2 separate regions of the Homo sapiens genome follow, and region 2 is linked to region 1. Evidence: chromatin contacts called from ENCODE Hi-C data. All regions are on one chromosome and are shown on one strand. The core of a region is the stretch at or near the end of the contact, and the rest is flanking DNA. Distances in the headings are between cores, read along the strand shown. Region 1 overlaps USP48 (ubiquitin specific peptidase 48). Region 2 holds the start of LUZP1 (leucine zipper protein 1).

Region 1 (4,767 bases), core at 444-2,943:
TTTTTAAATTTTCTTAAATTAATTGCTTGCTAGGTATCACTGAATACGTCTTCAGTCGGCTAGAACACCACCACAGCAGAATGCCAAGTGCAGGTGACCTGTGATAGACTACCACCCCAGGCCAAACCTATGGCTCCCGAGCCTCTATGGCCACACTTCAGGTGGGAACCAAAAAGCCAATGGCGGTGCTTTGCATTAAAAGGGCTTGGGCTTTCTAAACTTCTAAATTGTTGCTAAGCCTTTCATACATAGCCCAATATGGGGGGGCGGGGTTGTGTTTGTTCTCTTACTTGGAGAGGTAAAGAATCTACTTAACAAACACAAATAACAGCTGGGCGCAGTGGCTCACGCCTATAATCCCAACACTTTGAGAGGCCAAGGCGGGCAGATCACCTGAGGTCGGGAGTTCGAGACCAGCCTGGCTGACATAGAGAAACCTCGTCTCTACTAAAAATACAAAAAATTAGCCAGGCGTGGTGGCACATGCCTGTAATTCCAGCTACTCAGGAGGCTGAGGCAGGAGAATCACTTGAACCCAGGAGGCAGAGGGTGCGGTGAGCCGAGATCATGCCATTGCACTCCAACCCTGGTAACTAGAGAGAAACTCTGTTTCAAGAAAAGGAAGGGAGGAAGGAAGGGAGGGAGGGAGGGAGGACGGATGGACAGGCAGACACAAATCACAGTTCTAATTATAAGCTGTTACTTCTAAAGCCAGCCTTAGCAGCACAGCAGAATGCCAACCACAGAGGGCTGTAGCCTCTCCCATTCGTCATTCTCCAATGCCCCTAACTCCATTTTATCCCTCCTTAGGAGTAGGCCCCAGGTATCAAGGATCATTTATCATCATGTGTGTGCCAATTTCCTTACAGTAGAAAAACAGTTATGTGTACCTGTGTCTATCAACTATCAAAACAGATCAAGGAGGTTGAGTGTTTCACAAAATATGAGACAGTGTCTGGGAGCAGTGGTTCACACCTGTAGTCCCAGCAATTTGCAAGGCTGAGGCAGGCAGATCACTTGAGGCCAGGAATTTGACACCAGCCAGGCCAATATGGCGAAAACCCATCTTTACTAAAAATACAAAAAATTAGCCAGGTGTGGTGGCATATGCCTATAGTCCCAGCTGCTCAGGAAGCTGAGACAAGAGAATTGCTTGAACCCGGGAGGCAGAGGCTGCAGTGAGCTGAGATCACGCCACTGCACTCCAGCCTGGGCATCAGAGAGAGACCCTGTCTCCAAAAAAAAAAAAAAGCCTGGGCGCAGTGGGAGGCCGAGGCTGGTGGATTATGAGGTCAGGAGTTCAAGACCAACCTGGCCAAGATGGTGAAACCCTGACTCTACTAAAAATACAAAACTTAGCCAGGTATGGTGGCAGGTGCTTGTAATCCCAGCTACTCTGGAGGCTGAGGCAGAGAACTGCTTGAACCCGGGAGGCGGAGGTTGCAGTGAGCCGAGATCGTGATTGTGCCACCCCACACCAGCCTGGGTGACAGAGTGGCACTCCGTCTCAAAAAAAAAAAAAAAAAAAGACTTGATTACATAGGCATGACTGATTGAATCACTGGCCACTGGAGATTAGCAACCTTTAGTCCTCTCCCCTCCCAGAGGTCAGACTAAAAAGTTCTAAACCTCTCATCGTGGTTGGTTCTCCTGGCAACCAGCCCATGTGGAGGCTACCAAGAGCTCCCAGCCATCAGTCATTTCATTAGCATACAAAAAGACACTTAGTCACTTCAGAGATCCCAAAGGTTTTAGGAGCTGTGCCAGAAGTAGTACAAAGACTAAGCATATATTTCTTATAAATCAAAATATCATATAACCCTGCAGGAAAAATAACTAAAGAAAACATCTCAAAAATGTTAAATGACAACAATGTTTTTGTTTCAATAATTCTACTTCTGGGCACAGGTCCACCAAACTTGAGTAATAACAGCACAATGGCAATGCCATAGTACGATAAGGAATTCAGATAATTTAATGGGTACTTTGTTCCAAGACTGCACTGTATGAGAACACCAACGTGTTAGGCAGAGGATAGGTTCCAAAAGGTTTGGTTATGACGTACTAAGCAGACATCTGCTGTGATTTTAGGCCAGGGACACACTTTGGCAGCAGTAAACAGGACAGACCGGGCGGGGTGTGGTAGCTCATGCCTGTAATCCCAGCATTTTGGGAGGTCGAGGCAGGCGGATCACTTGAGGTCAGGAGTTTGAGACCAGCCTGGCTAATATGGTGAAACCCCGTTCTCTACTAAAAATTCAAAAATGTGCCAGGCATGGTGGCACGCGCCTGTAGTCCCACCTACTCCAGAGACTGAGGCAGAAGGCTCGCTTGAACCCGGGAGGCGGAGGTTGCAGTGAGCCGAGATCACGCCACTGCACTCAAGTCTGGGTGACAGAGCGAGACTCTGTCAAAAAAAAAAAGGGGGGGACAGCCCGAAGCTGAACAAGGCATGAGACGTTCCGAAGCTAAACAAGGTGTGAGACATAACTAACAATTTTTCTAGTGGAAGATGAGGTCTTAAAAAGCCAATTTAGGCCGGGTGTGGTGGCTCACACCCGTAATCCTAGCCCTTTGGAAGGCTGAGGTGAGTGGATCACCTGAGACAGGAGAATAGTTTGAAACTACGAAGCCGAGGTTGCAGTTAGCCGAGATCCCATGGTGCTCCGGCCTGGGCAACAAAGTGAGACTCCATCTCCAAAAAAAAAAAAAAAAAAAAAAAAAAAAAAAAAAAAGGCAATTCAGTGGGAATAGGAATGGAGGAAGTTCAAGCATATTGATGGGAAGAAATCAATAGAACTGGGGACTAATAAGATGCAACAGGCAAGAAAGGAAAGGAGAAATCTGGAATGATGCCCAAAATTGTAACAAAAAGATTTTCCAGGCTGGATGTGGTGGCTCACACCCGTAGTCCCAGCACTCTGAAAGGCCGAGGCGGGAGGATCACTTGAGGCTAGGAGTTCAAGACCAGCCTGGCCAACGTGGCAAAACCCTACTAAACTTCTACTAAGAATATAAAAATTAGCTGGGTTTGGTGGCGAATGCTTGTAATCCCAGCTACTCCAGAGGCTGTCATGAGAATCACTTGAACCCGGGAGGCGGAGGTTGCAGTGAGCTGAGATCATGGCACTGCACCCTAGCCTAGGTGACACAGCACAAAAAAAAACAATGTTCCACAAGTCAAAAATTGTGTTCAGGGAGTAGAAAAGTAGTAGGCTAGGTATCAAAGGGTATGAATGACTAAGTTCCTTCTATAATATATTGACTATAGGTAGGAGATACACTTTCAGTTCTGTTTTGGTAGATCTCCAATGATCTGTCATTTAAGAGTACACACGATGAGTGGAAAATTTATAATCAAAGATTTCACAGTTGCTATGCAGTTCAAAGATTCATCCTTTGAATGGGAAAGGGGGTAGGGATTTCACTCCAAATGGTCATTTACAGAGGTTCTGCTTCTTCCTCATCACCTCTTAGTTTCTTAGTTTTTATTTATTTATTTATGAGATGGAGTGTCGTTCTGTTGCCCAGGCTGGAGTGCACTGCAACCTCTACCTAACGGGCTCAAGACATTCTCCTGCCCGAGCCTCCTGAGACTCATGCCTGTAACCCAGCACTTTGGGAAGCTGAGTCGAGTGGATAACTTGAGGTCAGGAGTTCCAGATCAGCCTGGCCAACATGGCAAAACCCCGTCTCTACTACAAATACAAAAATTAGCCGGCGTGGTGGCGGGCATCTATAAACCCAGCTACTTGGGAGGCTGAGGCAGGAGAATCGCCTGCACCCAGGAGGCGGAGGTTGCAGTGAGCCAAGATCATGCCATTGTACTCCAGCCTGGGTGACAGAGCAAGACTCTGCCTCAAAAAAACAAAAAACAAGAACAACAACAAACAAAATCCATGGCCTCCTGGGCACTCAGGGTGTATAATACTCTACTCCCAGGCTCAGGTGATCTTCCCACCTCAGCCTTCCAAATAGCTGGGACCACAGGCATACGCCACCACACCCGGCTTTTTTGTATCATTTGTAGAGATGGGGTTTAGCCTCATTGCGCAAGCTGGGCTAGAATTCCTTGACTCAGGATTATAGGCATGAGCCACTGTGCCTGGGACCTTTTTTATTTTTATTTTTTGAGACGGTGTCTCGCTCTGTTGCCCAGGCTAGAGTGCAGTGGTGCAGTGGCTCAATCTCAGCTCACTGCAACCTCCACCTCCTGGTTTCAAGTGATTCTCCTGCCTCAGCCTCCCGAGTAGCTGGGACTCCAGGTGTGCGTCACCATGCCCGGCTAATTTTTGTATTTTTAGTAGAGATGGAGTTTCACTATGTTGGCCAGGCTGGTCTCGATCTCCTAACCTCGTGACCTGCCCACCTCGGCCTCCCAAAGTGCTGGGATTACAGGCATGAGCCACCGCGACCCGGCCAGGACTTTTTAGAGAGCTTTTTTTTTTTTTCTAGAGACAGGGTCTCACTACGTTGCCTGCTTACAAATAAATTGTTTTTAAAGAAAAATTTTTTGAAAAATCATTGAAGAAGGAAACTAGTTTACTTAAAACACTAAAGTACAGATTTTCCTGAAAGTGAAAATAAAGGAGAACCATGATAATATAAATTCTAGGTTCTAGTTACTAAAAACTTTACAGTGATTTTCATGTAATGCCTCATGGCATTACTGTATCAAGGTCTCATAAATTAGACATGCAAGAAATAAGCAAATCTAAAAACAGGTCAGGCATGGTGGCTCACGCCTGCAATCCCAGCACTCTGGGA
Region 2 (4,767 bases), core at 935-3,434, 1.4 Mb after region 1:
AAAAAAGGGATGCTAACTACCACCTCACAAAATTCTTGGGAAGACTGCCTAAGATCTATACCACCTAGCATAATTACTGGGTACAGAATAGGCAACTCAACAACATTAGTTCCTTTTCTTGGTCTTAAATTATTTAAGATTAAGAAAACACCTCATAATCAACGAAGGCTAATTAACAATCCGCATTATTAATCACTGGTCAACAATGAACCTGTGTTTGCTGCCTTCTTCATACTCCAACCCATTCCCTTCCCAGCTCACTATTTCCAGCTTTTCAAACTTTAGTTACTATGTTTAGAAAAGTGATTTAATTTTAGAAACCTGGAAAATTCTTCTAGGAGTAAATTCTTCTAGGAGTAAATTGAGCAAAACCTTAATCTGCCCCCAGGGGAATTCTGAGCAAAACAATTATTTCTGACAAAAGAAGAATTTTCTATGGGGGTAATTCAATTTAACCACATGAATACTACCAAAGTTGCAAACAAGGTGACAGAAGGCAATCTGGAACACACCTTCCAGATTCCCCAAAAAGAAATGTCCTCCTAAAATCCAAACCCCTCCCTCCCTAATTTGAGGTAGTCAAATCTTATTAGGTGATCTGAATTCTCCCGGCTCTGACACCAGTCCAGCTCCTTAGGCCAGAACTGCAGCCGTCTGTAAAAGAAATACCCTGAGCAAACCCCACCCCTCAAAACATCCCCAAAAGGCAGGGAGGTCCAGAGAGTATTTTCTCCTCCAACGACAGATAAGGCACCAAGGGCTCAGCAGCGCAATCCTTCTCCCAAGGTCATTCAAGTCAGTGAAGGTGCGACGGTGGAGCTGCAGGCAGTCTGGCCTTCTGGAAATCACACTACAGGGGTTTTGGGGGTGCCTACTCTCTTCCCCTCTCCCACCCGCAAGGGTGAGCACTGGCCTCGGCATTCCCGAAACAAGCCACAACAAGCTCTGCAGTGTTAGGAAAGGGGTTGACGCGATGAAGAAACAGATGCTCCAAAGCAAGATGGTCTTTCTCGGCTCACAGAGGCTCCTCCAAGGTTATGCACAGAAACCGCAGCCACCTCCAAGAGCTCTAAACCGGGCTCCGAAGCCCCAGCGCGGCCGCTGCGGGTCGCCAGGTTCCCTGCAGGCAGGCTCCGCAGCCAGAGGCCACCAGCCCCAGAAACCGCACTTCATTCCTGCGCTCCGGGAAGCCATGGCTCCTTCCCTGCCCGGGCGGCTGGGCGGGGGCCGGGGGTGCGCCGGGAGGCGGGCCCCGCGCTGCGGAAAGTTCACCGCGGCGGGCGGGGGGAGGCCCCGGCCCCGCTCGCCGGCGTCCCCCTGCAGATTCCACCATTAATTAGTCCTAAGGACTGTCTACTGGCAACTTAAACAAAGCGAATGCCTCGAATTCCTTCCCGGCCCAGCGGTCTGGCTGCGAGACCAGCAGAGCGCCCGGGACGCGGGCCGGCGCGGCCGACAGCTGCGGCGGCCGCGGGACCCCTCCCCGCCCGGCCCGCGGCCCGCGCCCCGCGCCCGCAGCTGGCCCCGCACGCCGGCCCGACGCGCTCCCAAACCGCCCTCCTCCTCCTGCTGCTGCAGCTCCCGGGCCCTTCCTGTCTGATCACTTCCTTCCTCCGGTGCCCGCCGGGCCCCGCGCAGCCCCCTCCACGGCCGCCTCGTCGCCCCCCGCCCCTGTCGGCCCGCGCCCCCTCCCCCAACCCCAAACTCTACCCCCGAAACTCTTCGCCGCCCCCTCGAAAATGTCTCCTCCGCGTCTCTGCCCCAAACATTTCTCCTCAGAGTCTCGCTCCCACCAAGAAGTCTCCTCAGAACCTTCCCTCCCCCTCCCGAGGAAAAATCTCCTCAGAGTCTCTTCCTCCAACTCCACAAACATGTGCTGGGTCTCGCCCCAAAAGGTCTCCTCCTGAGCCCTTCCTCCAAAATCCATTCCAACTCTCCCCCAACTCCACACCCCATCTCTCCTCGGCTGCGCCCGCGGTTTCTTCTGCCCCGTGGCCGCGGGTGCCCCGACCTCACCCGGGACCGGCCTCCCAACCCCGCCGCCCTCCCCTCCCCGCGCCGCGCTCCCGCCGCCGCCGCCTCACGGACCCTCACCTCTGCGGCCCCGAACCGCGCTCCCGCCAGCGAAGGGTTCCGCCGCTCAGCTGCCAGCGACCGGCGCCTCCTCTGGCTCCGCGGGACTGACAATGAGGGGCGGGGCCAAATTGTGACGTCAGCGTTCTGGAAGGCGGGGTCTTTGTGATGGGCGGGGTTGTCTGTAGGCCCCGCCCCCTCCGTCCTTTTTTTCCCTTCCCAGGACTTAGACTCCACCAAGTTTTTATTGCCTCCGTAGCTGGGTCCTGTGCTAGGCGCCCTGGGAAATCGAAATGGAAGACAAGACTTCTCGATTTCAGGAGGGACACTTTCGGCCCGCGTGGTGGCTCAAGTCTGTAATCCCAGAACTTTGGGAGGCTGAGGCGGACGGATCGCTTAAACTCAGAAGTTCGAGACCAGCCTGGGCAACATGGCGAAACCCCATCTCTATAAAAAATACAAAAATTAGCCGGGAGTGGTGGCGCCCGCCGGTAAGCTAAAGTAGGAGGATCGCTTGAGCCGAGGGAGGTCGAGGCTGCAGTGAGCCGTGATCGTGCCACTGCACTCCGGCGTGGGTGACAGAGTGAGACCCTGTCTCAAAAGAAAAAGAAAAAAGCGGGACACTCTCAGTAGGGTTGTGAGGATTAAATGAGATAATCAATGGAAAGGTGCTTAGCCTAGAACCTGATATGGAATAATCACTCAACAAATCCTATTTCTATTACTCTGCAAATGCAGAGAAGGAACTCAGCTCAGACTCGGGAGGCATGGGTTCCCGTCCCCCACTGTGCTATTAATTCTTTGTGTGATGCTAGACAAGTACTTTCCCATCTATGTTCCCGATTTTCATCTTCTTTAAAATGGGAAGGGGGAATAACCAGATGATCTCAAAATCCCCTCCCATACTTCTATGACATACTTCCTTTAAGTCTACTATCTAAAAGGCACCTAGTGCCCTGAGAAGCCAGGAGGAAGGCTTCAAAGACAGCCCAAGACCCACACCCAGCATAGTACAGGACACAGCCAGAGACTGCTCTCGCTGCGGATGCCCTCCCACACGCTGGCACGCAGCAGCATTCACAAGCCAGGACACAGATGGGCTGAGGGCTGCTTCCTCTCTGACTACAGCAGCATGGTTGGTCTCTTGAGACATCTCTTGTGTAAGCTCTTTATTGCCTATGGAATAAAGGCCAAAGCCCTGGCCTGGTATGATCACTTCCTACCTTTACACACACACACACACACACACACACACAAAGTTTATCCAAACTTCTCTTAGCACACCCACTGCTTTCCCACATTTGACCCTTTGCTGAAGCTCTTCCCCTGCTGTCTCACCTCCCAGCTTCTCCCAGCCAGAAAGCAATCCTCCCTGTTCTGAATAACCAATAACATTGTGTTTAACCCTCACGTGGGCATGAACACTACAACTTATAAAGAACTGACCTCCCATTTGTTTCTTAGCACTTCCTGGAGGTCAGAACCCACACATGTTTGTGGAGCTCAAGCTCTGATGCCAGAAAACCCTGGGATCATATGTTCTGGGGTCATAATAGCCATCTCTGAGCCTGTCTTCTCATCTATAAAATGGGGATAATAATATAGTCTTGTGGTGTTTGTTTTAAAATTACCTAAGATACTGTATGGAAAACATCAGGCACAGTGTTCCACAAACAATATGAACAATATGATTGTCATTCTTATTTTCTTTTTCTTTCTTTTTTTTTTTTTTTTTTTTTGAGACGAATTTTCTCTCTTGTCGCCCAGGCTGGAGTGCAGTGGCACGATCTCAGTTCACTGCAACCTCTGCCTTCCAGGTTCAAGAGATTCTCCTGCCTCAGCCTCCCAAGTAGCTGGGATTACCGGCACTTGCCACCACACCTGGCTAATTTTTGTATTTTTAGTAGAGACGGTGTTTCACCATGTTGGCCACGCTGGTCTCGAACTCCTGACCTCAGGTGATCCACTCACCTTGGCCTCCGTAAGTGCTAGGATTACAGACGTGAGCCACCACATCAGGCCCCTGTCATTCTTATTTTCAGTAGTATTATATTGACCAGGCGCGGTTGCTCATGCCTGCAATCCCACCACTTTGGGAGGATCACTTGAGTCCAGGGGGATGGATCACTTGAGTCCAGGAGTTTGAGACCAGCCTGGGCAACATGGCAAAACCCCGTCTTTACAAAAAATACTAAAAATTAGCCAGGCCTGGTGGTGCCCGTGCAGTCTCAGCTACTCAGGAGGCTGTGGTGGGAGGATCCCTTGAACCTGGGAGGTGGAGGCTGCAATAAGCCATGATAATGCCACCGCACTACAGCCTGGTGACAGATCGAGACCCTGTCTCAAAAAAAAAAAATATATATATATATATATAATTACTGTATGATTTATATATGTATTTTTATATATAACTACTATAATCAGTATTATTTCTAGTTATTAACACCACACAGCACCTCATAACAATCCACCTAATCATTTCATATGGAAGACTTTAGGGTCTTGAGAAAGGAAGAGGCTTGCTGAAAGTGGCCCTGCAAAGCATTCCCATTGGAATGGAAACCAGCACTCCAGTCTGCAGACCCCAGATGGATTCAGCAGAGTCACATCTGATGATGCCCCAGGGCATCTCTGCCATTCAGCATGCCTCCAAGCTGGGGTCAGCGTGTAGTTCTCTCTGAGAGTTCTTTGCAG

The links. Hi-C counts contacts between places; a loop is a spot of excess contacts on that map. Pooled maps may share reads with other maps.
Region 2: a loop to region 1 is called in a pooled map, with 2.2 times the contacts of the local background. The contact joins the promoter of LUZP1 here to the enhancer-like site in region 1. A Hi-C loop is called at or near these places in 2 of 50 pooled maps.

The regions. Positions count from the first base shown.
Region 1 is chr1:21,763,203-21,767,969 of GRCh38, forward strand. The region is part of intron 1 of USP48 (ubiquitin specific peptidase 48); the gene reads right to left. Among named protein-coding and RNA genes, the nearest start is that of USP48, 18 kb to the right of the region's middle. Within about 2 kb of position 1,694, at least 18 of the 41 ENCODE cell types and tissues checked have a DNase peak (open chromatin) inside an H3K27ac peak, as active enhancers do.
Region 2 is chr1:23,166,672-23,171,438 of GRCh38, forward strand. LUZP1 (leucine zipper protein 1) reads right to left here and starts at 2,185. Exons shown (of 4, transcript NM_001395462.2): 1 at 2,095-2,185. RefSeq lists enhancers at 891-1,422, 1,423-1,954, 3,030-3,079 and silencers at 1,194-1,333, 2,325-2,384.